Linked DNA regions of Mus musculus: all the other regions are linked to region 4. Evidence: chromatin loops called from intact Hi-C (ENCODE). Cell type or tissue: left cerebral cortex. All regions are shown on one strand. Region 1 overlaps Prkag2 (protein kinase, AMP-activated, gamma 2 non-catalytic subunit). Region 2 overlaps Prkag2 (protein kinase, AMP-activated, gamma 2 non-catalytic subunit). Region 3 overlaps Gm33591 (a long non-coding RNA gene). Region 4 holds the start of Rheb (Ras homolog enriched in brain). Region 5 holds the start of 1500035N22Rik (RIKEN cDNA 1500035N22 gene). Region 6 overlaps Prkag2 (protein kinase, AMP-activated, gamma 2 non-catalytic subunit). Region 7 overlaps Crygn (crystallin, gamma N).

What was found. Peaks named below come from ENCODE experiments on the same cell type or tissue, not always from the same donor. Only the 100,000 strongest peaks of a DNase experiment are listed, where the experiment ranks them.
Region 1: a loop joins it to region 4, with 15 times the contacts of the local background. A loop is called at or near these places in 2 of 42 quality-filtered maps.
Region 2: it touches region 4 in a loop (8-fold over the local background); 9 of 42 quality-filtered maps call a loop at or near these places.
Region 3: it touches region 4 in a loop (5-fold over the local background); 3 of 42 quality-filtered maps call a loop at or near these places.
Region 5: it touches region 4 in a loop (2.3-fold over the local background); 2 of 42 quality-filtered maps call a loop at or near these places.
Region 6: it touches region 4 in a loop (3-fold over the local background); 2 of 42 quality-filtered maps call a loop at or near these places.
Region 7: a loop joins it to region 4, with 8 times the contacts of the local background. A loop is called at or near these places in 3 of 42 quality-filtered maps.

What each region holds. Positions count from the first base shown.
Region 1 is chr5:25,083,266-25,087,265 of GRCm38, reverse strand. All of the region lies in intron 1 of Prkag2 (protein kinase, AMP-activated, gamma 2 non-catalytic subunit), which reads left to right. Among named protein-coding and RNA genes, the nearest start is that of Gm42232, 15 kb to the left of the region's middle. In left cerebral cortex, no CTCF peak of the experiment used is centred here; DNase peaks (open chromatin) are centred at 10, 878 and 1,881; H3K27ac peaks cover 3,135 bases.
Region 2 is chr5:24,906,437-24,910,436 of GRCm38, reverse strand. Prkag2 (protein kinase, AMP-activated, gamma 2 non-catalytic subunit) reads left to right here. Exons shown (of 16, transcript NM_145401.2): 5 at 2,045-2,114. Prkag2os1 (protein kinase, AMP-activated, gamma 2 non-catalytic subunit, opposite strand 1) reads right to left here. Exons shown (of 7, transcript NR_040684.1): 6 at 3,909-3,997; 7 at 3,588-3,731. Among named protein-coding and RNA genes, the nearest start is that of Prkag2os1, 5.9 kb to the right of the region's middle. In left cerebral cortex, CTCF peaks have their summits at 878 and 2,131; DNase peaks (open chromatin) are centred at 1,810, 2,409, 3,164, 3,809 and 1 more place; H3K4me3 peaks cover 2,730 bases; H3K27ac peaks cover 2,036 bases.
Region 3 is chr5:24,778,350-24,782,349 of GRCm38, reverse strand. The region is part of intron 1 of Gm33591 (a long non-coding RNA gene); the gene reads right to left. Among named protein-coding and RNA genes, the nearest start is that of Crygn, 23 kb to the right of the region's middle. In left cerebral cortex, a CTCF peak has its summit at 1,946 (motif pointing right); DNase peaks (open chromatin) are centred at 1,125 and 1,975.
Region 4 is chr5:24,839,440-24,843,439 of GRCm38, reverse strand. It overlaps Rheb (Ras homolog enriched in brain), which reads left to right and starts at 1,079. Exons shown (of 8, transcript NM_053075.3): 1 at 1,079-1,255. The coding sequence starts at 1,204. In left cerebral cortex, no CTCF peak of the experiment used is centred here; DNase peaks (open chromatin) are centred at 576, 1,351 and 2,323; H3K4me3 peaks cover 3,448 bases; H3K27ac peaks cover 2,120 bases.
Region 5 is chr5:24,984,240-24,988,239 of GRCm38, reverse strand. All of the region lies in intron 3 of Prkag2 (protein kinase, AMP-activated, gamma 2 non-catalytic subunit), which reads left to right. It overlaps 1500035N22Rik (RIKEN cDNA 1500035N22 gene), which reads right to left and starts at 2,398. Exons shown (of 2, transcript NR_166410.1): 1 at 2,204-2,398. In left cerebral cortex, a CTCF peak has its summit at 1,835; DNase peaks (open chromatin) are centred at 1,430, 1,933, 2,416, 2,853 and 2 more places; H3K4me3 peaks cover 1,240 bases; H3K27ac peaks cover 3,283 bases.
Region 6 is chr5:25,004,957-25,008,956 of GRCm38, reverse strand. All of the region lies in intron 3 of Prkag2 (protein kinase, AMP-activated, gamma 2 non-catalytic subunit), which reads left to right. Among named protein-coding and RNA genes, the nearest start is that of 1500035N22Rik, 21 kb to the right of the region's middle. In left cerebral cortex, a CTCF peak has its summit at 1,984 (motif pointing left); DNase peaks (open chromatin) are centred at 65, 384 and 1,969.
Region 7 is chr5:24,749,155-24,753,154 of GRCm38, reverse strand. It overlaps Crygn (crystallin, gamma N), which reads left to right. Exons shown (of 4, transcript NM_153076.3): 4 at 1,966-2,153. The coding sequence ends at 2,101. Among named protein-coding and RNA genes, the nearest start is that of Gm33591, 5.9 kb to the left of the region's middle. In left cerebral cortex, a CTCF peak has its summit at 2,311 (motif pointing right); DNase peaks (open chromatin) are centred at 1,265, 1,690, 2,229 and 2,688; H3K4me3 peaks cover 1,819 bases; H3K27ac peaks cover 2,251 bases.

The DNA.
Region 1 (4,000 bases), 240 kb before region 4:
TGCACGGAGGGAGCAAGGTGTTTATCGCCAGCAATTTTTACAGGCTGATTTATGAATATCCTCAACCCACACCCCCATAAGCCCTCCCAACTGTTGCTGGGTCTGCAGCCTGGAGCCAGGCGAGCCTCTGCACTGGCCTTGTTCCTCATTTTCTTGGAACTCTGTAAGTCTCAGCACTCTGGCAGTTGGGAGCCAGCAGAAAGGAAGGTCCTGAATGTCACCCAGTGAAAAACAATGACATTTTCCAGCTCTGATCTATCCTGTCATCTTCCACATGGACTGCGTTTGTTCACTACATGCTCTGCTAAGAAAGGCCCCTTGCTCAAGGGTATTTGTATCTCCTGCTCCCTAAGAACACTCAGATCTTCAGTGGGCATGTTTTATGGGAGTGATCCATCCTTGGCTCCCTGTGAATAGGTATGGGGCTTAGAGTGTTTCCCCTCCGGTGTTGCTGTTTGCTGTCTCAGTTTGCTGTGGGAGCCCTGGGAATGCATCCTTCTGTACTAAGCCTTGGGGCTACAATCCATCAGAGCCTTTGCTACCACCTACCTTCCCCTTTGCTGTCTTCTTTCTTTCTCTGTTGTCTCTCCACCACTGCCCCTGTCCTCCCTTTACTTCGTCTCCTAAGAGCCAAATTTCACCAGGTGGAAAAACCTGCCTTCTGACCCAGTTCTAGGGCTTAGTGTAGTTGCGGCAGCCAACCCTGGGACACTGTGGTGTGCTCAGCAGGACTGCATCTTGGGCCAGGGTCATCTTTGAAAGAGACTTCCACACTAGTCTTTGCTGGACACCATTCGGCACTTGGCATCATGCCAGCCTCTTTCAAGTGTTCTGTCACTTAGCCAATCACAGCCTGACCTGATTCTGCTTGTTGCCCAATTCTATAATCATGGAAATGGAGGCTCGGAAGGGATGAGTCATTGCCCAAGGGACACAGCTGGTGAGGGCCGGGCTGAAGTTTGAACCCAGTGGGTTGCCTCTTAAATCTATGTTGGTCTCCCTCCCCACCCCCCACCCCCAGTGATATTTCTTCTTGCTTCTCTCTACATCCTACTTGGGGGAGATAAAGAAGGCAAAAATATCTTCTCAGGCGCTGCCAATCCCACAAGAAATGTTGTGCTTGAATGGATGTGCCTGGCATACCTGCTCTGGCTTCCTTGGGATTATAGGCCTTGGGTTGATTAGGGATAGAGGCTTTGTGGATCCAACCTCTCTCCTGCTGCCCATCACTAGCTGGGTGACTCTTGATAGGCTCCTGGTTTCTCTGAACTAAGGAAATGGCGCCATACAGAGAGGGGAGCCAGAAGCAAAGGAGAACAAATTAGGACTTCAGAAAGAAAATCATCTTTCTTGCACGACAGCTGAGTTGTTGCCTACCTAGCTGGCATGCACAAAGTTGTCCCCAGAACTGCAGAAACTGACCTGGTAGTGTGTGCCTGTCAGCTCAGCGAGTGCGAGGTGGAGGCAGGAGGATTGGAACGTCTAAGTTATTCTCAGCTACATAGTGAGTTCAAGGCCAGCCTAAGCTACATGAGACCAGGCTTCAAAAAAATATAAATAAAATATAAATAATCTTTCTTCATTTACTGGAGATACACCAAGAGTCACGTGTGTTCCAAATCTGGCAAGAGCAGAGGGCCTGTGTGTGTGTGTTGTTGTTGTTGTTGTGTTTTCTCCCATCCCTGACGATTTTCTTCCCTTGGGCATTGTCATCTTTCCGTATTGGAGCATTCTTTTGGTAGTGGAGATGATGGTAGTAACTGTCACTGGCACAAGGTAACTTCTATTTAAGCAAGCAAACAGGCCATCTCCATGGGATCCATACGGTGGAGATGTGGGCGTGGTTCTGGGTCTGTTCCCATCATGCTGGTTTCTGCCTACAAGCTTCCCTCCCTGTCCTGCCCACCCACTTTTTCCTTATGGTGCAGTCGCATGCAACTGTCTGCCTCCTGCGACTCTGCGTGAGAGCGTGCTGGTGCTGGGGGCTGAGCCATCTGCTTACTCAGGCTGTATGGACCCACGTGGGTGGTGAGTGGGGGCCACTAGACCAGTGTCCCCCGCGCATATATGAACAGTAGCACCTACAATCATGTGAGGCTGTCCCCGTCCTCTGTTAGTCTTCTCTTGCTGTGACCTTGAGCATGACCCTGGCTTGAGACTGCTCTTGCTGCCCATTGCCCTTAGGCAGTGCCATGAGAATCCCCAGTATGGCCCGTGAGCTGGGCATCCTGATTCTAGGCTGTCCGTACCCTGAGTTCTGACCTTGGGGCCGGAAGTCCTGAATTGTCCTTATTTGGCTCTGTAACTGAGGCACCGTCAGAGGGCCCCAGGGCCCTGGCTATACGTGGTCTTCAGGATGCCTGGTACTCCTCAGACTCTGACTGTTAGTCCGTGTTCCTTGGTAGCTAGATTCCCATTGCCTGGCTTTTTGGCAGGGTTGTTACGTAGCTCTTGTCTCTAGGCACCGAGAATCTGTCTCCACGTGCTTATGACACAGCAGAAGGGTTGCCCAGAGATGCTCAGGGAGCCTTCAGCAAAGAGACACATGCAGCCATGATGGGGTCAGAGACCTTGATAAATTCATTTCCTCAAGCCCTAAAATATAATGTGTTTCGAGGGATTGGAGGGTCATATGTGTATATGTACAAATATTTGTATTCACATGCGCATGTGTGCACATGTGTATTTATGCATGTATTTGTAGGGAGGCCATATAAAAAGATATACATGCATGCTATAGTATGACTCAGACTCTAAATACAAAATTTAAATACTTGACGGTTTTAAGCCCAGTTAAGGGTCAGCTTTGCTCTCTGTTAGATAGGAGCTAACAGGGACAGTGACATTGGCCATGCAGAACAAGAGTGGGTTAGGGTTTGTCTTTGAGTTCTTGGCTAGTCATCCAAGGGTCTCTTGCGGAGGTGGGGGTGGGGAAGCCTAGCATGGAGGTCCCAGCTTCCTCACCTACGAAGCAAGAGGCTTAGGTTCTACTGTGGACACTGGAAGGAAGCAGTGCGGTCTGATAGAAGAGCCAGAGCTGGGGTGAGAGGCCCTGGTGTGAGGCACCGTCTGCTGAGCAATGAAGAGCAGTGGACGCTAGCAGGTTAAAGTGGACCACGTCCAACAGGTGACTAAACAGAGAATGAGAGGCTTACAGGGTTAACCAAGTGTGTGGCCCAGCCACCGTGTGGCCCTGCTAGAGCCACGTTAAACAGCTGAGCTGTGCAAAGCATTCCTCTGAAGCTGTCATCTGCCGGCTCCTCCTGAAGCCTGCTGAACTCTGATGATGTCACTTCCTTTCTCCAGGCTCCTGATACACTCACGCAGCAGTGTGCCCTCCTTACACTCACCCAGCAGTGTGCCTGCCCTCCTTACACTCACCCAGCAGTGTGCCTGCCCCCCTTACACTCACCCAGCAGTGTGCCTGCCCTCCTTACACTCACCCAGCAGTGTGCCTGCCCCCCTTACACTCACCCAGCAGTGTGCCTGCCCTCCTTACACTCACCCAGCAGTGTGCCTGCCCTCCTTACACTCACCCAGCAGTGTGCCTGCCCTCCTTACACTCACCCAGCAGTGTGCCTGCCCTCCTTACACTCACCCAGCAATGTGCCTGCCCTCCTTACACTCACCCAGCAATGTGCCTGCCCCCCTTACACTCACCCAGCAATGTGCCTGCCCTCCTTACACTCACCCAGCAGTGTGCCTGCCCTCCTTACACTCACCCAGCAGTGTGCCTGCCCTCCTTACACTCACCCAGCAATGTGCCTGCCCTCCTTACACTCACCCAGCAATGTGCCTGCCCTCCTTACACTCACCCAGCAGTGTGCCTGCCCTCCTTACACTCACCCAGCAGTGTGCCTGCCCTCCTTACACTCACCCAGCAGTGTGCCTGCCCTCCTTACACTCACCCAGCAATGTGCCTGCCCTCCTTACACTCACCCAGCAGTGTGCCTGCCCTCCTTACACTCACCCAGCAGTGTGCCTGCCCTCCTTACACTCA
Region 2 (4,000 bases), 67 kb before region 4:
TCTGTAGACCAGACTGTTCTTGTACTCACAAAGATCCGCCTGCTCCTGCCTCCCCAGTGCTGGGATGAAAGGCATGCTCCACCACACCCAGCCTGCTTTTATTGTTTGGTAATTTGTGTGTATTATGTCTCTCTCTATGGATTTGAGCCGCAGAGGCCAGAAGGCCCCGAGCCTGGGGTTGCAGGCAGATAAACTCCAGGGATGTGGGTGCAGGAGAGTGCTGGGTCCTCAGCCACTGAGCCCTCTCTCCAGTCCTCACTGCAGGCTTTAACAGTATGAACTGGGACCCCTCCCACTTCAGTCTAGATATTTCAAAGCTTGCGCCTTCCAGTGTGCGCTTTAAAATCAGCTTATCTGTGTCTACGAAACAGAATTCCTGGGATTTTGACAGGAATTGAAAGAAACCCAGCGATGACCTTGGTGGCTAACTGACATTATGCTAGATCTTCCAACCCCTGAATGTGGGGCACCCCTCCCCCTTGATTACCTCTGCATCCACCTCACGAACTGTGCAGTTTTTAGATATAAACTCTTTATGTAGCTTCCTGTGTTTAATATATTACCTTTCCTTGCCGAGATGGTAAACAGCATTTTGATACCAGCTTCCACACATTTGTTTTTATTATATCAGATGCAGTGTCTTGATCCTATGATCTTGCTGATCTTCCTGATTGTAGGAGTTTTGTTTGTTTCCAATCTTTGGGATTTTATACATGAATAGCCTACAATTTGGATGGTTTCGTTTCTTTCTTCCCAAGTAGTGTTTTAATATTTTAATTTATTCTTCTTTGAGAACTTTATACATGCATACAATATGTTTTTTAAAGAATTTTTGTATTTTATGTGTTTGCCTGTATGTATATATGTATACCATCTGCACGCAGTACCTGTGAAAGCCAGAGGGGGCATCAGATCCCTGGAACTGGAGTTCCAGACAGCTGTGTGATGCCATGTGGGTGCAGCAAGTGCTCCTAACCACTGAACCACCCCCCAACATACAATGTACTTTGACCATACTCCACCCTCCCCTCCTCCTACTCCTCCCTCATCCCCCACCCACATTCTTCCCCCAACCTCAAACCCTCTTTTCCAATCTGCCTTTTATCCCTGGCTCTTGGTTGGGTAAGACAGAGCTCTGAAACTGTGCTCCTAAACTTAGAACTGTTCAGGTTTTTTTTTTTTTTTCACTACAAAGCATGACAAACTGCATTTTTTTTTATCACAAAACATCTTAACAAAACTTTTTTGGACACTTTAGATTTAGGAATTGACCCAGCAGCTAAGGCTACTAAAGAGGTTTCTACTTCCTGCTTCTGGGCTTGTAAAATTGACAAGTTCCCTCCCAGGCCGGTAGCCAGGCAGGTGCTGGCCATCGGCAGGCAGCCTCCGGGCCCTTCCCGGCAGCAGACGGCTGCCAGCCTTGCGGCCTGCCAACCGGAGTTGGTGATAGGGAAGTCTCAGATACCCAAGTCCAGGGTGACGGGCGTGCCCGGGGCCAGATTTAAATTGTGTGAACTTCTGGCAGCAAGCTGCGGCGGTGAGGAAAGAGCTAGCTGAGAACGGAGGAAGCCAGTTAAGAGATCCGCCGCGGGGGGGGGGGGGGGGGGGGAGTGGCGAGTGCACGAAAGCGCGGGCGAAGCGCGGCCCCGAAGGCGGCCTCTCCTTTTAAGGGAGCGGTTCGCCGCCGGTGCGGGGCCCCAAGAGGGAGGCGCGCACCCGCCGAGGGTGCCCATGGACCCACACCTGCGCGAGGACGCGCGTGTCCGCTGGCGCACGCGGACGGCGAAGCACTGGGGCCGCCGCTCCCCCTTCCCACGCTTGCTTGCTCGCGGGCCGTACCAAAGGCGCAGGGGGGAGCAGAGCGTGCCATCGCGGCCCACCTGCGGCTGCCCGGCCTGGGCGGGGACGCGCTCCACCCTGGCCTGCCGCGCGCTCCCGCCGCCGCCGCGCGCGCCCCCCGCCACTGCAGGCCCCTCCTCCCGATGCGAGAAGCCCGAGCGCCGCGGCCCATGCTGATCGGTGTCCTCCTCCTCCTCCCCCTCAGGCGGTGCTGGCGGCGGCCCCGGGACCCGCGGAAGCCGGCATGCTGGAGAAGCTGGAGTTCCAGGAGGAAGGTGAGTGCGCGACCCGCGCCCTGCGCTGCCGGCGGCGGGCATCGGGACTGCAGCCCACTCCGGGGAAACACCGGGCTCCCGGGATGCAGCCCGGTTCCCGGGGACGCAGTCCCGCTCTGAGGAAAGCACCCGGCCTCGGGGAAGCAGCCGGGTTCCTGGGGATGCAGCCCTGTTCTGGGGTTGCAGCCTGGTTCTGGGGATGGAGCCTGGTTCCCGGGGACACAGCCTCGCTCCGGGGATGCAGTCCGGTTCTCAGGGAAGCAGTCTGGCTCCGGGAAATGCAGCTCTGCTCCAAGGGACGCAGCCGGGTTCTGGGGGACGCAGTCCCGATCCCGGGAGCGGCCGCCCGCGCGCTCCAAGGGACGGCCCTTTTGTCCTCCGCACCCGAACTCGAGCGAGAGTCAGGTGTCATGCAGCCCTAATTGTGCATGTCACCGCGCGCCCCGAGGATACCCTGGAATCATATGGACAGCCCATGCCTTCAAATAACAAACCGGTTCCCTTATCTGTATTTGTGGAAATACCTCCAGTAGGGTGTGTCTCCCTTCCCTCCTCCCCCTCAAATGGGTAAAGTTAAATCGGCAAACCCGAAGTGGCTCACTGAACTGGTTTGAGACCAAGCGACCCCCTCACACTTGACCATTCTGTCTCCTCTCCTGCCCTATTTTTAAATAATATCTGCTTACAGGTAAATAGCCCGGATCTTATTTTGAGGCTGCTAACATTTAAACGGGGAAGTCGAAAACGAACTTTATATAGATGCATGACCATTTGAAGACGATAAAAGGCCTTATGCAGCCTCCTGTACTTCCATGATTTATTTGGAAGCTGTTCCTTTTTCCAAGAGTACTGACAAAAAAAATGAAGGGCCTGGAACAAAGAATGCGCTGTGTGGGTGCTGTCCCTTGTGCCAACTTTACTTTAATACCCCTGTTCATTGATGTTCAGGCAATTACTTAAGTAAGCATGCTCAGCCAGCTGGGGAGTGCTACCCTGATAGCATTAGGCCTGTTGTAGCTTCGCTGTAGCACTTCAGATGTGTTGGCCTAAAGATAACGCATCTATAGAAATGTCTTCCTTATTAACAAATGGTGCACTTCAGAATTTTCCTGAGCTTTGTTTGTGGTTTGTCCTGTCAAAAGATAAGTCTGTGTCTTCATTTGGATGCACCTCCTAGTCCCTCGGTGTTCCTATATTGCACAGCAGGTAGTGGCTTCGGGCTGCCCGGTTTGTGTTATGGGATGTCTAAACCTGTAGAGACTGAAGTGAGACCTCCCAGAGTGGAGCTTTATGTGGGAGAACCCAGACTCACATCCGCAGCCATCTCTTACTTGGCTGGCAGGCCCCCAGACAAGTGGCGTGAGTTCTCTGCTTTGAGGGTTCCGTGAGATCACCTGCACCGTGGCGTTCAGTGAGAACCCGTAGTCAGTGCTTTGTAAATGTGACTTTCATTAAGTGCCATTAGCCAAAATCCAGACTCTAAAAGGCTTTTATTGGTGAATCTTAACATGGGGATTCCGCTTAGTATAGATTTCGTGGCTTTTCTCTTTCCTTGAGATTCATATTATGTGCATTTCTCAAAGTTCGCTGTGTGCCCACTCTTCACCCCTGGATAGCCTGCGAACGTGCAGTGTGAGAGCAAGCATGTTAAAAATAAAAAATGTTGAAAAGGAGCGCCCCCTTTCACCCAACTATTTTTATCTGTGTTACTGGCATTACTTTTAAGCTGAACCTCACAAATAACCCTGTCAAATGTTTCTAGAGTTCTAAGAAGGCAGAATATTAAACATTTACTGTGAAGCTGAACTGGAAGAGGGAGTGGTGCTGGCGGAATCATCCAGAACAGCGCTTTGTTCCCCTGGAACTTTAAGTTGTTCATTCATCTG
Region 3 (4,000 bases), 61 kb after region 4:
CTGAGTTCAAATCCCAGCAACCACATGGTGGCTCACAACCACCCATAATGAGATCTGATGCCCTCTTCTGGTGTGTCTGAAGACAGCAACACTGTACTTATTTATAATAATAAATAAATCTTTGGTCCTAAATTCAATTCCCAACAGCCACATAAAGGCTCACAACCCTCTGTAGAGCTACAGTGTACTAATATACATAAAATAAATGAATAAAATACTTAAAAAGAAGAAAGAAAGAAAGAAAGAGGCCAGATATGGTGGCTCATGCCTTTAATCCCAGCACTCAGAAGGCAGAGGCAGGCAGATCTCTGGCCAGCTTACACTACAAATTCTACAGATTAAGTTTCAAGACAGTCAGAACTGTTACACAGAGAAACTGTCTCAAAAAGCAAAATAAAAATAAAAGTGTGGCTGGGCAGTGGTGGCGCATGCCTTTAATCCCAGCACTTGGGAGGCAGAAGCAGGTAGATTTCTGAGTTTGAGGCCAGCCTGGTCTACAAAGTGAGTTCCAGGACAGCCAGGGCTGTACAGAGAGACCCTGTCTCAAAAAAACAAAAAACAAACAAACAAAAAATAAATAAATAAAAGTGTGGGGTGGGGAACTGCAGGAAGGGTTAATGGGAACTTCATGTTGAATAGTGCAGTTTCAGTTTTGGTGTGGAAGCCAGTGAAAGTTGCCCAGCATATTGAGTAAAGTGTGTGCGCACACGTGTGTGTGTGTGTGTGTGTGTGTGTGTGCGTGATCTCACATGAACATGCATGCATCCCTGTTTACCTGTGTGTTTTTGTGTAAGGACCAGCAGTTAACATCAAATGTCTTCCTTCATTGTTCTTATTTTTTGAGACGGAGTCTTTCTGTGAACCTGGAGCCTCTGCCTCCCACGAGCTGCACTAAAGGCATGTGCCACCACCTCAGGCTCCTACGGTGTTCTCTGTGGCTGGGCATCAACCAGGACTTAAGGTACACTCACTCACTGATTTGCTCAACGATCCTGGGAGGAGTGGATTGTTAGCCCCACCTTACGGGTGTGGAGAACTCATCGCAGAGCTGCTTGCCTTTGGTCACACAGCAAGCCAGTGGGGGAGGGAGGATTTAAATGCAGAACTCCCGCCTCTGCCTCAATGGCTAATAATAGCTCTCAGCACCCCAGCCTGGTGCTGGTGAGGACACAGGCTTTATCCATTCAAGCCCTTCTTTTAGATCTTGCCTCTTCAGTTCTCTCTGCTGCATCTGTTTACACTTCATCTGACAAGGACTCTCAGGCTGACTTCAGAATCTGTGCCTGAAGTGCAAATTAAAGCCCAAGATGTCTAAATGTATTCCTTAGAGACACAGAAATAAGAAGGGATCCCCAAGGACCCCTGCCGCAAACGCACAGCCAGTGGTTCTTACCCTTGTGGGGATCAACCGATTGTTTCAAGGGGTGGCCTAAGACTATCAAAAAACAGATATTTGCATTATAACTTATAACTGTAGCAAAACTGTAGTTATGAAGTAGAAACAAAAAAATGTATGATTGGGGTCAACACAGCATGAGTATTAAATAAAGGCTGGCAACATTAGGACGGTTGAGAACCACTGTTTAGGCCGACCAGGCCTATTCTATATAAGGAGTTCCAGGCCACCCAGTGCTACGTGGTGAGACCCTGTCTCAAAAAGAAAGAGAGAAAGGAGGTATGGAGGAAATGAGGGACAGACAGTCTATAAGACAGACAGACTTTGGTAGCCTCCCACAATGGTGCTTAATAATTTCCTTAGGAGCTGGGTGGTGGTGGCGCACGCCTTTAATCCCAGAACTCGGGAGGCAGAGGCAGGCGGATTTCTGAATTCGAGGCCAGCCTGGTCTACGAGGTGAGTTCCAGGACAGCCAGGGCTACACAGAGAAACCCTGTCTCGAAAACAAACAAATAATAATTTCCCTAGGATGTAGTTACTGATATGACCATAAGGGGGCAGGCTTCAGCATCCGTCATTTCATAAACCCTGTCCTCCAAAATCGCGGTTCTGACTTCCCTCCCCTGACAGGTCCCTTTCTGCAGATGTCTGATCCCTGACTTGGGAGAAACACTCAAGCTCATGTCCCTACGCTAGAGTAGGGCAGAGCAGGAACTGGGGGACACATGGGTGATCATAGCTAGACACCTCTCCCAGCTAGCTCAAACAGGCTGGCCTTCTAGAGCCCGATCCTGGTGGCAGGCTTACGAGTGCCAGCCCATTTTTGTTCATTCGTTCGTGCATGCCCTCCCCGATGGCTCTGGGTGGAAATGCCCAGGTGGGGCTCTCAGGATCGCAGGGTAGATCCCCAGACCGCAGGGCCCTGGGCCCACGCTGAGCAACCTTGTGTTAGGTGCTCTTCATTCCTGTCCGACCTCAGTTAACTCAAAGAAAACACCACCTGGTTGCTACTTGCACTGCTGGGTTGCAGGCTTCTGCCCCAAGACACCTAGACCCAGGCTGCCCTCCTGACCTGAGCCTTCTAGGAGCCTCGGACTCCAGGACACAAATCTCTGCTCTTTATAAACTATCCACATTCAGGCTTTGCATTACGGCAGCAGAAACTGCACCAAGAAGCAATGTCCTAGGCAGATAATGGAAGGTTATTCAATGCTAAAAAGAAATGCACCACTTGGCCAAAAGACACTATAATCTCTTTTATGCCATTTTATTTTTCAAATCTTAATTATTACTTATGGGCAGAGGTCAGAGGGGTATCCCATCACCTGGAGCTGAAGTTGCAGGCAGTTGTGAGCTGCCTGCTGTGGGTGCTGGGAATAGTCTGTGCTCTTAACCACTGAGCCATCTCTCCAGCCCCACATGATAACCTTAAAGCTTGTTGCTTAGTGAAAGAAGCCAGTCTGGTCTGGTGTGCTGGCCCAGACCTGTAATCCCAGCACTCTGGTGGTAGAGGCAGGAGGATCAGGAGTTCTGCTTTATAGCTTGTTTGATGCCAATCTAGGATAGGTGAGATCCTGTCTCAGGGAAAAAAAGCAAAAAACAAAACCCAGTCTGAAAGGTAACTTAGCTACAGCAGCCTTCCTATCTGAATTGTAGGAAAAGCAAACTGTGAACACAGGAAAATTATGAATAGTTCCAGGGGGGCTGTCCTGTAGCAGCGACCAGGGGGAGGCAAGGAAGAGCAGAACATATTCACACAAATATTACAACAGTGGGTGCCTGTGGGGCAAAAAAAAAAAGGGGGTCCCACGTCTGCTCAGGGTTAGGGCCACTGGGTGGGGCGGACATGGGGCATTTGACTGCGTGCAACCCCACAGAACTGCCCAGCGGGCGTTGGACTGTGGGAAGCGGTGGGATCCTGCTCCAGGGGTGGGAAAGGGCATAGTCTGGGGTCCCCGCCGAACTGCCAGAGCTGGGCTCCAACTCTCGGGCACTACAGACCGCTGGGCACTGACGCCACTGTATGTCGAGGAAGAGCTGAGAACAAAGTGGGAACCCTCGGGCAGAAGTGGCCGGGGGCTTGAAGGAAAGGGGGCAGGAAGGAGAGCTCTGGCAGGTTACTGTGGGGAGGAGAGAGTCTGACTAGCTCAGGCGGCTAGCTCTGCGGGCGACTTGGTTTGGCTGCTGGCGGCCGGCGTGGCTGGAGCACAGCAAGGCTTCCTGGTGGGAGGTTAGACACTTGGATCGGTAGAGGGAAACCCGCTCCATTGCTCCAGCAGAGCCGATCCTGATGGGAAGAGGCAGTCCATGGTTTTAAGGCATTTATTGTAGAAAGGCAGCGAAAAGGAGAGAGTAGAGAAGCAGAGGGTAGCCATGGACACGTGGGGGGGGGGAGAGGGGGAGAAGGAGGGAAGAGGTGAGAGTAAGAACAAGAGATAAGAGAGAGAGGAGGGGGCAAGCAGCCCCTTTTATAGTGGGCTGGGCCATCCTAGCTGTTGCCAGGTAACTGTGGGGATGGAGTCCAGACCGAATACCAGGAACTTGGACATTGCCTCCATGACTGATGGCCACACACACCTCTCTGCAGGGGGCTACGGGAGTCTG
Region 4 (4,000 bases):
CTGTACGACTGTTGTAGAAAATATGACAGCCTTCCCTTTTCAGGCATGGCCCGCCCACACCAGACAGCTAAGCCTCCTCCTTTTCCTCGGCGTTTTTGACAATGGCTGACTTTCACGTTTCTCCAGAAATAACCTCTCGAGTGTTCAGTATGAAAAGACGCACTGATCTGGCTGCAGGACTCCCACGCGCGCGCCTGTCTGTGCGAGGTGCGTGCCACCCGGCGTGTTGCCCGAGTCGGCACCAGGACTGGTCAGCTCGCGCTGCTTTTAATGGAATTTCTGACATTTGCGAGCTGCACAGATTTCATTCTTCCCACAGTTCCTCAGCCACGAATAAAGCTTAGTCACCACCCACGTTAAGCCCAGACTAAAGCTAACATAGCAGGACGGTAATTTGAAGTATAGACAAGTGCGAAGCGAGGTGTCAGCCAACCTACAGTCCGTCAGCTAGGGCCACGCGCCTCGCTCCTTTTAAGGGCCGGCAGGCGCAAGTCGGCCAACGGCTCAGCACTTCACCAATCACCGTGCTTCACGCCTCTGGTTCCGCCCCCGCACCCACATTAGCCAATCACTGAGGAGTTGCCTGCCCGCCCGCCCACCCGCCGGTAGGGCCACGCTTTTGGACCACGCAGGCGCCCCGCCGAGCAAAAGCAGACAGAATTTATTTTTAGCTCCCCGCTGAGCGGCACCTCTCCTTGGCTCCACCCTTCCAATCCCCAATAGAAGACGGAGTTTCCATTGCGTCATCGCGCGGCAGTCTGGGAGCCGTCCAGTCAGAGCTCGGGCAGGATTGTCGTAATTAAAAAGCGGCGGAAGTAGGTGGGAGGGTCATGACGCAGCGAGTTTCGGTCGTGACTTTTCCGGGGGCTTTGGGGCGTCTCCGCTTTTTCCCTTTAAAGTAAAACGTTTCCCCGACGCTCCCCCGCGCGTTCCGGGCTGGGAGGCGGCGGCGGGAGGCGGCGCAGACGGGGCCGCGCGCGGTCACGTGGGTGTGTTGTTGGGGGAGGGCCCGCGCGTTCGGTTCCGGGCGGTTGAGCGAGCTAGAGAAGGAGCGAGCGAGCGAGCGAGCGAGAGGCAGCCGCGCCCGCCGCCGTGCTCTGTATGCCGCGTTCTCCCGGCGCAGCCGCCGCCGATAGTCTGAGCCGGAGGAGCCGCCGCCGCCGCGGTTAATGTGGTTGGGTCGGGGCTGAGCAGGCCACCAAGATGCCTCAGTCCAAGTCCCGGAAGATCGCCATCCTGGGCTACCGGTCTGTGGGTGAGTGGCGGCCCGGGCGATGTCGGGGCTGAGCCCCAGGACGCGGACGCGCCTGCGAAGTTTGTGGCGGCGCGGCCATGTGGCGGGCGGGCGGGCGGCGCGCGTTTCATAACCTCCATTTTGAGTGGAGGCGGCGGCGCCTTCCCCTGTCCCCAGGCGCGGCGGACAGGTGGCGGGGCGGCAGGCCGAGGCGGCCGCGTCCTTCCCTCGGCGTAGGAGCCGCGGGCCACTGCCCGGGAGTCTTGCGGCCCGGAGCAGCCTAGTCGGATCCCCGCATCTGTCCCGCCTTCTCTAAGCACGGTCTGTCCCCACCCGTTTCCCCAATCCCACAAGCCCCGGGCATTTCAACAAAGGAAACCTCTCCTTGTGACCTTTCCATCTGCAAAGAAGTTAAGCCTTTTAAAGAAAACAGGGAAACTTCAAGACGTTTGGCTACCAAGTTTTCCGCCTCCAAGAAACCTAGACTGGACCCCTCACAGGCCAGCTAGGTAGCATCTGGCAGCCAGCACAGGGAAGAGGAGAAAGACGTCTCTAATGTGTCCTATTTTTCTTTTCCCCTTTGAGGAGAAACAAGGCCAGGCACTTGGAACCAGGCTGTTAAAGTAATTCAAAAGCCCGTTTGTTTTCCTAACACCACCACCAAGCGATTGACATACATTTAAAGTTGTTCCTAGTAATCACCTTTTTGCCGAATAGAGGTGGTCCTGGGTGGGGTGGGGAGGGAACGCGGTGTCCAGACAGTAGTATTCAGTCCATCGTGTGATACAGGACATTTGAACTTAACCACGCTGCAGGGTGAGGCTTTATTGTTTTTGACCGACCGGAACAGGGGACTGTCACGTTCATCTTTAGTGCTGTTTGAAAGATGTAACTGTCTCCAGAAAATGTGCGTTTGACAGGGACCACTGAGGAGTGGAGAGTCTGGCAGTAGAACACCTTCCCCACTGGATGGGCTCCTGCTAGGCGGTTCATTCTGCGTTCTCACCCTGCTTTCCACTGCTGGTGCCCGGCTCTGTGCTCTTTGACCAAGATCAGTCAGGGCCTGCTTACTTTTCACCTTCTCTCCTCAAGAACTGGAGAAACTCCTTAGGAAGGGAATGGAAGATCGGAGACAGTGTGACAGATGGGAGTGCCTAGAGTGGAAAGGTGACACGTGCATAGTGCAGTGCTGAGGTGTTCATAGTAGGAAAGAGTAGGTGACTGCTTTAACAATTGCAACCCTAGAGTTAACAGGCACAAAATTACGGTGAATCCATTCACACCAAGATAGAACTCCTGATGTAACCAGTGTTGGTTGTCTGAGTCACCATACTGTTTTCTGAATTCCCTCCAAATTTGGAGAATGAGACCATGATGTAACTTGGCTGTTGATTGAGTACCCTCTAATCAGATAACTAATTGAAGATAGTAATCTTGAATGCAAGGCATAAATAAGTCACAAGTATCAGGGTTACCTGTTTTCAATGCAAGAGAATATTCTACCAGTCTGGATTTTATTGTAATTTTTGAAATGGCAATGGGTTTAAATAAGTGTAGTGTTATGTCTCCTTTGCTAAGAACTTCTGTCAATAGAAAACCATCCTGATTTTTTTAGGCAAGGTCTTATGTAACCCGGGTAGTCCTCGACTCACTGTATAGCCTAGACTGGTTTTCCTGGGAAAGCCCCACTAGAGCCAGGATAGATGTGTCTGGCTACTCCTATCCTTCTCACAAACATTCACTCTGGGCTGCTGGTTGTAAGTGTAGTGCTAGCCCGGGGAGGAACACAGGATTGTAGACCTGTATGCAATGCCCTTGGTGTGTTGCAGCCTGTATTCTCTATACTTGTTTTCAAGTGTAATGCCTAAAGTAAGATACTACATTATTGCTAATGTTGCATTTAACTTTAGTTTGCTTTCATATGAAGGACATATTTTCTAGTTTCTGGATTCTTTGTAGAGGAGTAGTTGGTCTTTTCAGCATGTACTAGCCACTCTTCTGGGAATTGACCACTTATTAGAACTTAGAGATGTGTGTGGTGGCAGACTATAGAAATTTCACTGTTTCTAGATGTGGTGTGGTGGGGATTGGCAGCCATGTCCTTTTTTACTGTTTTCTTGCGTAAATGCTGTTTTCTGTTCTGACTAGACTGCTGGGCATTGTTACTTGATGATGCCACAGACTTTTAAGTTTGCCTTCAGCAAAAACTGAAATGTAATTTTTTTTTTCATTATTAGGCTTTCAAGTCAGTAAAATTTCCTTCTGCAGTATTTTCCTGATACTTGCAGTAGGGAAGTTTTATGGACATGTCACCTGTAATTCAGTCTGGCTTTTATGGAGGTCCTTTTTGTTAATTTTGGTGGTGGCCATATGTAGCAGTTTCCTCATGGTGCGTTGTTGTTACTACAGCTGAGTCCTTAGTGAGGACTCCTCCAGTCAAAACTGTCAAAAAAGTAAACTGTCTTGCGTCTGGTAGTCTCTCTGGAATATCTTCCAGAGTGTTGGTAATCTAGTTTGTCATTAGATCATCTTTCCAAAAGCTTATTTGTTGTGTGTATTCCTTGTATTGCTAAGAGGGACGAGATCACAGGGATGTGGAAGTTTATAAAATGAAATGGTTGTGGTTTGGTGAGTGGCAGTTCAGCAAGAGTAGATGAGTCAGCCGGGCATGGTGGTGCACACCTTTAATCCCAGCACTTGGGAGGCAGAGGCAAGTGGATTTCTGAGTTCGAGGACAGCCAGGGCTACACAGAGAAACCCTGTCTC
Region 5 (4,000 bases), 140 kb before region 4:
GACAGACAGACAGACAGCTGCATGGAGATAGAAGATAGATGATATATGGTGTTTTCATTTATTTTCCTTTGTTGTGAAGAGACATCATGACCAAGGCAGTTGTAAAATAAAGTATTTAATGGGGACTGGCTTACACACCTCCTAATTATTCCCAAACAATTCTACCAACTAAGAACCAGGCATTCAAATATATGAGCCAATGGGGGCCATTTTATTCAAACCACCACAGATTGGGGGCTGGGTGGGTGGACAGACAGATGGTGTCTTAGTATCTGTTGCTATGAAAAGACACTTTGACCAAGGAAACTCTTACCAAAAAAAAAGTGTTGAATTGGGTCTTGCTTACAGTTTCAGAAATTTAACCCATTATCATGTCAGGGAGCATGGCGGTACACAGGCAGACATGATGCTGGAGAAGTAGCTAAGACTTCTAAGTCTGGATTCACAGGCAACAGGGAGAGAGAACTCTTGGGCCTAGCTTGGGCTTCTGAAATCTCAAAGCCCACCCCCAAATGACATACTTCCTTCAGAAAGGCCATACTTTCCCGATAAGGCCACACCTCCTAATCCTTCTAGGGACTGCCATTCCATGATGAACAAGCATTCAAATATGTGAGCCTATGGGGACCATTCCTATTCAAACCACGAGAGAGTGAGAGAGCGAGAGAGAGAGAGAGAGAGAGAGAGAGAGAGAGAGAGAGAGAGAAGGAAGGAGGGAGAGGGAGGGGGAGAGAGGGAGAGAAGGAGAGGGAGGGAGGGAGAGGGAGGGAGAGAGAGAGAGGGAGAGAGGAAGAGGGAGGGAGAGAGACAGAGAGACAGAGAGAGAGAGACAGAGAGACAGAGAGAGAGAGCAGAGGAACAGGGCAGTAGGAGTTCTTTAGAATGTAGACTAGCAGTGGAGAAAGCAACCCTAAGATGGGAGAAAATGACCCTGCACCCTCATCTCTCACACTCAGACAGGATGCTCTGTGGCTGAAAGCTTGGTGGAGGAGGACATGAAAATATTCCACCAGCAAGAGGCAGCCCTGACCTTGATTTTTCAGGACAGGACAGATGGTGACATTTAGAGAAAGAGAAGCAGCTTCATCCTGGGGAGCTACCCACAGCCTGGGCTGTGTGAGGGCCTGAGGAATCTAGCCTTGGGGGCCTCAGACCCCTTCCTCTGCAGTCTCCCTCCCTGAAGCAGGGTCCACTCCCCTCCAATGGGCTTTCTAGGAAGGAGCCTCCCTGTGCCGTGGGGACGAAAACTCTTGGAAGTTAAAGAAAGGTAAAGACAACAGGGGAGCGATGGGTGTTGCTGCTAATACTGAGGGTCATTTTAGATCTTTTGTTTAGTTTTTGTGATGCTGGGGATAGAGCCAGTCCCCGAGACCCCTGAGGCCCATGGAAACATCCACAGAAGCCAGTCTTTGTCTGCCCCACCTGCGTTACCTTTCTTCTCCCTGGAAACAAGAGCCAAGCTTCTGCCTGATCTCTCCTTTCTCCTCTGCCTCCTGAGCAGCCTGGCATTCCTTGTCATGCCGCTCCCCCCCCCATGGCTGTGACACACCCCCTCCTCTGGGGGACTGTAATACACTGTCTTTCCAGAGGAAGCTCATCCCCTGACCTCACTACCCCGAGTCATTAGAAAACTACATTTTAAAACACATTTCCCACTGCCTGTAAACCTAGACATTAATTGTCCTGGCTTCTTTTTTTTTTTTTTTTTTACACTTTGAGTGCAGCGTTGTCTCAGGGAGCTCGGCAGGCCACAGTCTACATAGGACACAGATCATACACCCAGCCTTTGAGGATGGCACGCTCAGTCTCCAGGTTCCTTCTCATCTGCTGGGCTCAGTCTGGGGCCCCTGGTGGTAGGTGCACACAGAGGCAGCCTTAAAAGGTAGGCAGCCTAGGGTGGGGATGTAGATCAGTAGGTAGATAAAAAGTGTGCACAAAGACTTGGATTCCATTCCCAGCACTATATAATTATGATTGCTCATGCCTGTAATCCCAGCACTCGAGAGACAAAATAGCGAGATCAAGACTTCAAGGTATCCTTGGCTACAGAGTGAGTTTGAGCCTACAGGAGACCCTGACTCAACAAACCAACACTGACAGCCCATTCCAATCCCCTGCCTGCTACCCTGGGCCCAGGCAGTGCATGCCAGCCTGCCTCTGCCTATTGTCTAAGAGCTGCACAAATGTAGGACTCTCTCCTCACCTGTGATTGAGCTTGGCACCCATTCCCAGTCAGCTCTTCTCACGGTTCCTAGTTTGTATAGTCTCTGCTTCCTAGCACACTCAGCCTCAGCCTGCCCATGGCACTGCACGCCATGAGGACAGGAGCCAGGAACCCCCAAGAACAGGGCCGCTCCATCCTCCAGGGCTGCATTTCTGTCAGGATTTCTCTGTGACTGGGAACCGGAGCGGCACTGGGTTTGTAGCCACTTGCCGTTGCTATAGCAACCCCTGACTTACACCAGCTACACACTAAAAATAGATCATCTTGCCCCTAATATAGAAAAATGAAGGAAAATGAGAGCAGGCAGGACCCTTCCCATCCAGTTATGCGCTGATGCAGCGGCTGGGTCTCTGTATGCGCGCACCCACTCAAGAGTAGAAAGAACAGGATGGAGGGGACACACTAGAGTGTCCTCAGAACTGCTGTGGCCTGGCTCTTCCCCATGTAGAGGCCTCAGCTGTCCTTTGTTCTGAACTAAAGCATTCAATAGTAAAGCACAGTTTACCCAAGGCGGGTTGTATGTTCCAGACAGCCTCTTCATGTACCCCAGGCTAGCCCTACCCTCACATCCATCTCCTGAGTTCTAGTCTTGCTGACGGGCACCCTCCACCTGGCCTGTTCAGCTTTTCAGTCTTACTTCTTCTGTGGGTTGTGTTTTTTGGAAGGTAGGGCTGCTGTCGTTTGCAGAACAGACAGCGTGAGAGCTCCTAGCGACAGCATCTGAAGTACTGAATTGCTTGGGAACGCTGTGACACAAGTGTTCCCCAGGAGTGAGCCTGGGGAAGGAGAACCTTCAGGTACTTGAAGGACCACCCATCCTCCTGGGGAGGAAGTACTGTGGGAAGACAGACCTCACCACTCTAGGACCAGCTCCTCCCTGGGATAGCAATGGCTCTCGATGCATTCGATCACGTTGTCCGAATCATGAAAGTTCAAAAACATTTCAAAATGCTTGAAGATTGTTCTGGAAGGGGTTGTGCAGGAAAGAATTGGGACCTGTCCCTACGGAGTCCGAATTGTGGCTGTCTGCCTGTCGTATCTGAGACTTGTTGATGGCATTTCCTGTGGTGGAATGAGTCTGTGTCCCCCTGAACAGCTGTCTGCACACAGTGGGTGCACTGTAGCCTTCCTTGTTCTTGGGAGCTGTTTTGTTTGTTTGTTTGTTTGTTTGTTTGTTTTTAAGGTGATGGGAGATGTGTGTGGGGCTTCTCAGAGCCCCTGGCTCTGCCATGGGGCTGAAGTGGTAGTGGACATTTGTGAATATGTAGAGCTATGCTTGGAATGTGGTGACTTGCATGTTAAGACGAGGACCTCTGCCCATAAGCCAGGGACAGCCAGGAGGGGCTGGGGGGCTTGGATTTGGGCCTTTGTGGGAAAGCCCACTGCCAGGAACCAGTGGGGAGACACCCTCCGCTTCTCCCATCCCCCATCTCTTCCTCCTCCTCCTCCTCTTCCTCTCTCCTTTCTCTCCTTCCTCCTCCTCTTCCTTTTCCTTCCTCTCTGTATCCCCCACCTTTATCCTCTTCTCCCTCTTCTCTCCTCTCTTCTCCTCCTTTTCTTCTTCATTCTCTTTCTTCCTCTTCTTTCCCCTCCTGTCCTTCCCCCCTTCCCTCTCCCTTCTCCTCTAACTTCCTTTTTGTGACCAACAGATAAAACTTTTTTTTCATCATCTGGAGCTGCACAGCTTGAGAGAATTAAGCACATGCTCATTATGATGCCAGCTCGCCCCCCACCCCCCATCCCTCTTCCACTCTCAGAATTCATCTTCCCAAACTG
Region 6 (4,000 bases), 170 kb before region 4:
TGTTTTCCCATAAAACGCTGAAGGTTTCGTGCAGTGCAGGGGAGGAGTACACCCCAGTTTTCAAGGCTTCAGTTTGGAGTCTGCAAGTCTACAATTTACACGCCAAGGGCTTTCCCGGGACTGAGGGGGCCCTGCCCCGGCTTGCCCTGCAGAACAAACTCGGGGCAGTGGGGCAGCCTATGTGGACCAAAGGGCCACAGAGCAGGAACCAACGGGCTAAGGCTTTATAAACTGGAGTAAGTTCGCTCCTCTAGCCCCAGGGTCTAGACTCACAGCTCTGCACCAGCTCCAGCACCTTCTCCTGAAGACACCTCTCTCATCCCCTGCCTCTCAGGGTCCTGCAGGGAAGTGGAACTTGTGTGCGCTGAAAACAGATGGGCTTAGTCCAGACTTAGATGGTTACAGTCACGTGGTTCTGTGGCTGTGAGGGTAAAGAGTGGAGATGGAACCACGGGAGCCTGAGAGTCCTAGAGATTAGAAACAAAGCCCTGCCTACCTCCCTGCGTGGGAGAGTTAAGAAAGAAAGAAAGAAAGAAAGAAAGAGAGAGAGAGAGAGAGAGAGAGAGAGAGAGAGGAAGGAAGGGAAGAAGGAAGGAAGGAAGGAAGGAAGGAAGGAAGGAAGGAAGGAAGACAATGTAGACCAGCCAAAGGTGCCCAGTGGAGGATGGAACCTGAACAATGGCTGCTCAAAAGGAATGGCAGCCATAGGAACTGTACCCAAGCCGGACATTTCCCAAGGCCTGACCGCTACAGCCCCACCAGCCCCACCGAGAAGGCGGGGCATCTCTCAGCAGGATCCGTGACCCCTGGGAAATGGAAGAGCAAGGAGTAGGTGAGAGAACACACATAGTATAGAGGACATTAAGTGGCTGTGGGGCCATGTCACTGGGCCTTGGTGACAGATCCATTGGGTTCCTCCTGACACTTGAGAGACAGGAGCCTCGCCCTACAGTCCAGTAGCAGCAGCACATTGGTAATGGACACTTGTACACCTTTCCCTGACAGGAGCCCTGGCATGCTTCCTTCCATAGCATGTGTTTGGTGTGTACCTGGGTCATCACTGTGGGTCTCTGATGGTGCATTTTTGCTGTTAGCTTTCAGAGGACTCCATGGGGCCTGGGCATGGGTTCAGACACTGGAGAGACAGAGAGTGGGGATCACTAGCCTCTGTGAAGTATCGCCAGAGGAAGAACCTGTAAAGAGGAAGCTTGTGACAGGGTGACAGGAGGGCACCCTGGCACACGTCTTCCCTTGATGGAGAAGTCTTTGGGAGGAATGCGGTGCTTCTCCAAGAAACCAGCGAGCCGTGAACAGGCACAGCTAACTGGGAGCCAGGCCGCCTCTCCTCCTGCAGCCCCTGTGGAATGCTCCTAGAAGGACCCTCCAGCAGCCACAAGGGTTGCTTCCTTGCTTCGTCAAGTATTAGACCCAATGGCCCAATGCCAGTGTGCACTCAGGAAGAAGGGACAGTAAGACAAACTGAGGCAGGGCTTAAACACAGCTAGAAATTGAATGAATGAGGGGAGGAGGCTGTATGTGCCACCTGGGAAAAGGCAGGTCTGCAGGTGGGCACACGGGACATGCACACAGGAAACGTGCATGCGCTGTTCACAGGGGCTTGGACCAACAACCTGAGCGTGTCTTCAGATGCCAGGATTCAACTTAGCATGGATTTGCTCAATGCCCAACACTACAAGATTTACCCTGGCTGGCCCGTTCCCCAGGCACAGCTCCCTCCTCGGAGGCCACAGCTCACCCAGCCTTGGCCTGCCGGCCTCACTGGGCCCTGTGCTCACTGGCTACGGCTGGAGCTTTCCAGATCCCGGCAGCTGGCAGGTCTGCAGCCTTCTGAAAAACGTGACTCATCCAGCCTGTCCACAAAGAAAAGGCAAGTATGTGTGGCATCTGGGTTTCCTGAAAAGTGCAGCCATCGAATGGCACAGCTATGTGGTCTGGCACCTAATGCAGTTCTAGGAGGGCGCCCTCTGGTGGCCACCATGCACCTGTCCTGAGAAGGAACTTCTGTCCCTGCCAGCCCAGACAGGGTTGTGTGGGTGTTGGGAATGAATCATGAGACTCTCCCAGTCCCTACACAGCCTTCCTGAGGGACACTCCAGCTTCCAGTAACAGCTACTGCCAGTATGCATGACATGTTTGCCCTCACCTCAGCCCACCCTCCCATTTTTGAGGCAAGGTTGTTTTTGTAACCCTCCAACTCACTTCATAGCTGAGGATGGCCTTGAACTTCTGACCCTTCCACCTCCATCACCCGAGTACTGGACTTTGATGGTGCTGTACACGGTGCTGGGGGTTGAGGCCGGGCTTCATACATGTTAGACACTCATGAGCTGTGCCCTAGCCTCTATCAATTCCTTTTGTTAAGTAATATTCCATTCTGACAACTTCAAGCTCTCAAAAACTAATAATAATGGGGCGGAGAATGGTAGAGGAAGACCCCTGACATCCACTTCTGGTTTCCTCATGTGCACATGTGTGCACATGTACCCCCACACGAAAACACACATGGACACACACACACACTGCATGCACACTCACTGTTAAACAATCTAAAGTGTTCTTTTGTGCTCTTCACTCAATTCACAATGCTAACATCTCTCCAAGTTTGCTTAGCTCTGACATCTGTCCATCTATCTGTCTGTCTCCTGCCACCCCACCTCTGCTCGCGCAGTGCTCGTCCCAGTGACTGAGAGTAAATTACAGATTCAACATCCCCTAACTCAGAGGTTCTCCACCTCCGTAATGCTGTGACCCTTTAATACAGTCCCTCATGCTGTGGTGACCTCCAGCCATAAAATTATTTTTGTTGCTACTTCATAGATGTCATTGTGCTACTGTTATGAATCGTAATGTAAATATCTGGTATGCAGGATATCTGATCTATGACCCCAAACCAGTCAGAAGCCACAGGTTGCAAACCCTGCCTAACCCCTGCTGGCTTTGTGAAAAGAAGGTGGATCCGCCACAGTAACTATCAAGTTCAGGAAACGAATGTCAACAAAGAGTGATTAGCTCCACTTCAGGCTCTGTTTGCATTCAGCAAGTTGTCTTAATGACATCCTTTTTGGAAGCACCCCAGACATGACCCAGTCTGTGGCCCTGTCTCTTCTGTCCCTCAGCTTCACGCAGCCCCTCTGCATGCCTCATCTTCCATTACCTCAGCTCTTGCGTCCAGGGCACAGGCCAGCTATTGTGTGGCTGCCCCTTACCCTGGGTGTGCTCAGCACTTCCTCATGAGCAGATGCAGGGCTAGCTGTTGGCAGGCAAGCCATAGGCTGCTTGCTTGTGCTAGGGCCCCACAGCAGGGGCTGTTCCAGCACCTTCCTGGTGATAGGAGCCCTGATGTGACACTGAGGACTGTCTGCACAGTGAGCTTTCTCTCTGCTTTAATAAAGGGTTCGTTTCCCTTTGTGATCAGCATTCTGGGATGGGTGCTTAAAATATTGTGTAAAAAGCCTCACTCTCCCCAGCTTTCACCTGCCACTTTTAGCAGCAATCAACAAATCTTGCCTGAATCATGGCTAAAGAGTGATATTCTAATTCATCACTAATTCTGCATTAGCTGGTTGGAAAGGGAGTCTTTTTCAGAAAAAGATCTATCATCTTTCCTGTGTGCATATATGAGTATATATGCATGCATGTGTGTGTATCTGTGTGCATATGCATGTGAAAATATGTGTGTGTGCTTATATTTACGTCTGTGCATGCATGGATATATGTGTGTGTTTTATGTGTATATGTGGTACCCATGTATGTACAAATGTGTATCTGTATATGTGTATGCATGTTCATGCATGAATATATGCCTATGTGTATATATATGTACATATGTGCACATGTATGCTTGTGTATGTGGACATATGTGTTTATGAGATTTGTGTTTTAGTTACTGAGTTAGAATGTTCCATTGTCATATTCTGATGTCCACGTTGTCTGAGACTGGTCCAGCAGGAGCCCCATCAAGTGGCTCCTGGGTCTTTTG
Region 7 (4,000 bases), 90 kb after region 4:
AAGAGAATATAATCTCCACTTTCCAGGGAGGAGCCAGTCTCAGTGGCCAGGAGGTTGAGGCCAAGATGATGGATCCAGAGTGTTCTTATCTTTGATAACCTTAACTCTTATGTGATATAAGTCTTGTGCAGAAGTAGCTTCGAAAACGGTGATGCCCTGGGTCCCTGGTGCCCTTTCTGGGATCCGGCCAGCAGTAAAGCAGGGCTCCTCAACCACCTCCCTGTGCCAAGAGTGTTGTTCCTTGTGGGTTCCATGTCAGCTCAGGAGTGAACGGTCCCTCATACCTGTGTCCTAGGAGGCATGTCAGGAAAAGCAGGGACATCCCCCAACACTCCAACAGACTGAGCGCCCCCCCCTCTAAATTTTAAAAATGATTTTTATTTCCATACATTTGTCTTACTTGCATGCATGTCTGTGCATCACATGCATGCCCGGTGGGGTCAGAAGCAGGCATTAAATTTCCTGGACCTGGAGTTACAGACAGTTGAGAGCTGCAGTGTGGGTGCTGAGAAGCAAACCTGGCTCTGGACAAGCAGCCAGTGCTCTTATCTGCTGAGCCGCCTCCCCAGAGACCCCTTCTCTGTTGCTTTCCTCTAAGAGTTGCAGCTAGGTGAGCAAGGATGCGCAGGATTAGCTGTCACACCAGCCAGGTCCCTTTTCCTTTCAGAATGTCCACAAGAGCTCCAAGATGGCTCAGGGCAGTACAGAATAGAGACTGGCTCACTCTCTTGGAGACTCTAGCTATGTGGTGGAAGGCTGTGGTTGTAAGGAAGTGATCTGCTCGTCCCTAGCATGACACCCCCCCACACACACACCCCTTAGTTTCCAATCCCTGACCCTACTGTCAGATTGTACCATTTACCAGTTGAGGGGTCAAGATGATGAAGGGAGGGGCCTACGATGACTTGGAGTGGAAGAGCTAAGGGCTAAGGAAAAGGAAGTGAGCTATGTGACCTTTAGTTTCTCCCTCTCCCCCTCCCCCTCCCCCTCTCTCTCGGCTGAGCTGTCTGCAAGCAGAAAGGCAAGGACACTCCCTGGGAGGGAATTTGAGAAGTTTGGGACTGAGTAGGAACTGCCTAGGCACATCGCGGGAGGGAGGTTCCCCGAGAAGAGAGGTCAGAGTAATACTACAACCTGGATCTCAGCCATCTCCTCAAGAGGCCGTGAGCACCCGAGCACGCCCGAGGGAGTCCTGCCCCAGAGAAAAGCTGTTTTCTACTCTAGTGAAAGAGGGGGAGGGGAGAGCCCGAGGTAAAGACAGAGACAGCCCTCTGGTGCAGGCAGGCCTGGCGGCTCCTCCTCCCCGACTTCCTAGCTCCCTTAGGCCAGCCTCCAAACCTGAGCCCCAAGTGAGAGCGTCCACACGACGACTCTCCCTGGGTCCCACATTTACACCTCTATACTTATTAAGAACCTTTTCCTTATGCCTGTTCCCAGGAAGAGACCACCCATCCGATCTTCCCAGTTAATCTTCCTGATTCCCTGGTCCACTGGGTTGTAAAGGACAGGGGCCTGGTACACACCTTCCCCCCAAATCCCCCAACACAAGGGCGCTCTTGTCAGACCTCCTGTCCTGCCAGCTCCAGATCCTCTGTACAACGCAGGCAGCACAGCCCACTTGTACTAGAGCACAGGCACCGCCACGGCTGTTGGCTGAGTGGATACACAGTGGGAACGGTCCCCAGTTTGTGTCAGGCGTCCTGTCAAGAGCTGGGTACTCTGTGCAAAAATGGCCCTTTGGTGGGTGACTGGGCATAGTGCATCCCCAGTCGCTCTCGCTTTTGTCATGGGATGGTCAATTACTGGGCAGTCCCCATCTTGTCGAACCCCAGCACCAAGCCCGAATCAGATATCGTCAATCAAGGTAGTGAGGAGCTAGGACCGAGGGGCGGGGGCGGGGCCGGGGCCGGGGAAGCGTCCTCGTGTGGTTCCCTCCGGGTGACTCGCCCTTCCTCTGCCCTTCAGGTGGGTCCTCTATGAGGAGCCAAACTACCGCGGCCGCATGTACGTGTTGGAGAGAGGAGACTACCGCTGCTTCTCCGACTGGGGGGCCCACAGCGCACGCGTGCAGTCGCTCCGCCGGGTGCTCAACTTCTTCTAGTCCCAACTGCGTACGTGCGACCCACGGAGGCAATAAATATCCAGAAAGCGGAGTGCTGGCGGGCCTCGGAGTGCTTTCTAGGCCTCTCACCGGCTGGCGGGCCCCAACCCGGCAGGGGGAAGGAAGCCTGCTGGAGCAAGGAAGCCAACTAACTCCCTCCCCCGCCAAAGCCTAGCCAGAGCAGCAGCCGCCTCGGGGCCCAAGGCCACACGAGGGCGCCCGCGAGCAGGACGCAGGCAGGCTGTTTTCTCCTGCTAGGGGGCCACGCCCGAGAGGAGGGGCGAGGTGGCGGGGGTGGGGGTGGGAGGAGGATGAAAAATGGGGATGGGAAAGGGGGTGAAGGTGAAGGGCGGGGTGGGGGAGAAGAGGAAGCTTGCTTGCTGGGAAGCGGTGGGGGCGAGAAGAAGAGGGGCGGGGCAGGAGGAAAGAGGCGTGGGGGAGCTGGGGGTGGGGGAGAGGAAGGCCAGGGGAAGGGAGGGGCTGGCTAAGAGGAAGAGTCCTGGCTGATTTGGGAGGGAGAGGCCAGGTGATAGAGAAGGGCGGAGTCATGCCCCTGGAATCCGGGGAATGGAGACCTGGAAGAAGCTATCAGGGTCCTGAGGCACTAGACAACGACTGTCCCTGCAGGATATCACTCAGCCTCCGCCTTTGCGCGGCTCCCGGAGCAACTCTATAGAGCTTCCCTGTCATCAGATCTTTTCCAAGACATTCGGTCCGCCTTGGGGCTGGGCGTAAATCTGGAGAACACGTTTCCGGGAATGGAAGACCGGAGGAGACCCCTGCAGTGGGGTTTCTGATAAAGGGGTCCACATCCTCGAATGCCAACGTTGTTCCCCATTGAGAGAGGAAAGGCTCCTTGAGGGGGGTTGTCCAGATAAGATGGCGGCTCAGGTTATTTCCCTGCCCCTGCCTGTAGACCCTGGTCCTCCCTGACCAGTGTCTCCCACCTCTCCTGCCTCATTTCCTCCTCTACCTCCCTACACCGAAGGAAATGAGAAAAAGAATATCATTAAAAATCACTGCGTTCACACAGGTGATGCTGTCACCAGGGGCTAGGCAGAGGGCAAAGATGAATGACTCAGGGCCCTGGGTCACCCCAGGACAGTAGAGGATTGTTCTAGGTAGAGCTACGTTAAGCAGCCTCTGGGTAGAGAGCACAGGCGTATCCTCTGCCATATGAGTCCCCAGGGCTTGCTGACTCTACTGCATTCCACCAGAAGCCACTAAAGCTCAGAAAACTGACAGCTCCCAAGGGACCCTCCATCCCCTTGAGGCTTAGGCCAAGGACCCCTTGGGAAGGGAGTCTGTTTCGAGTCAACCCTGCGTGTTGCTCAGGAACAGGAGCAGACCCCTTTGTGGGAGAGTTGCAGCCAGCTTGCTTCCATGAGTGAGTAAGGCCTTCCTGGAGGAAGACAGGGCCCTGTCTGTCCTTCCTTCTCCTCCATAACCATCCACTCCAGCCCCTAACACATCAGAGGAGGGCAGAATCCAGCTGGCCCTGGCTAAGGGTCTCACACTCTTTTGCTTACTGTGAATAGCATTACTATGGGTGTTTATTGAGCGCTGACTTTATACCAGGCTCTTCAGTAGATATAATTCATGCAGTTTTACTTGATCTATACAGAGACACCCGTGCTTCTTATCACCCCTGGACAAATGAGATGGTTAGACTAAGACAGCTAAGTAACTTGCTTGGTATGACATAGCAAGCAGGATTCAGACCCATTGCCCCTACACTGAAACACATTTGCATATATTAGGATATTTGACTTGAGCTTGGGAGAAAACCAAAAGTCCTGTTCTTTGTGAAATAATGCAAACCTATCTGTTACACGCACCCTACATATGTGAAAGCGCAAGCCAGCTGTGGTGACTCAAGCCCCCCCCCCCCCCTAAGCA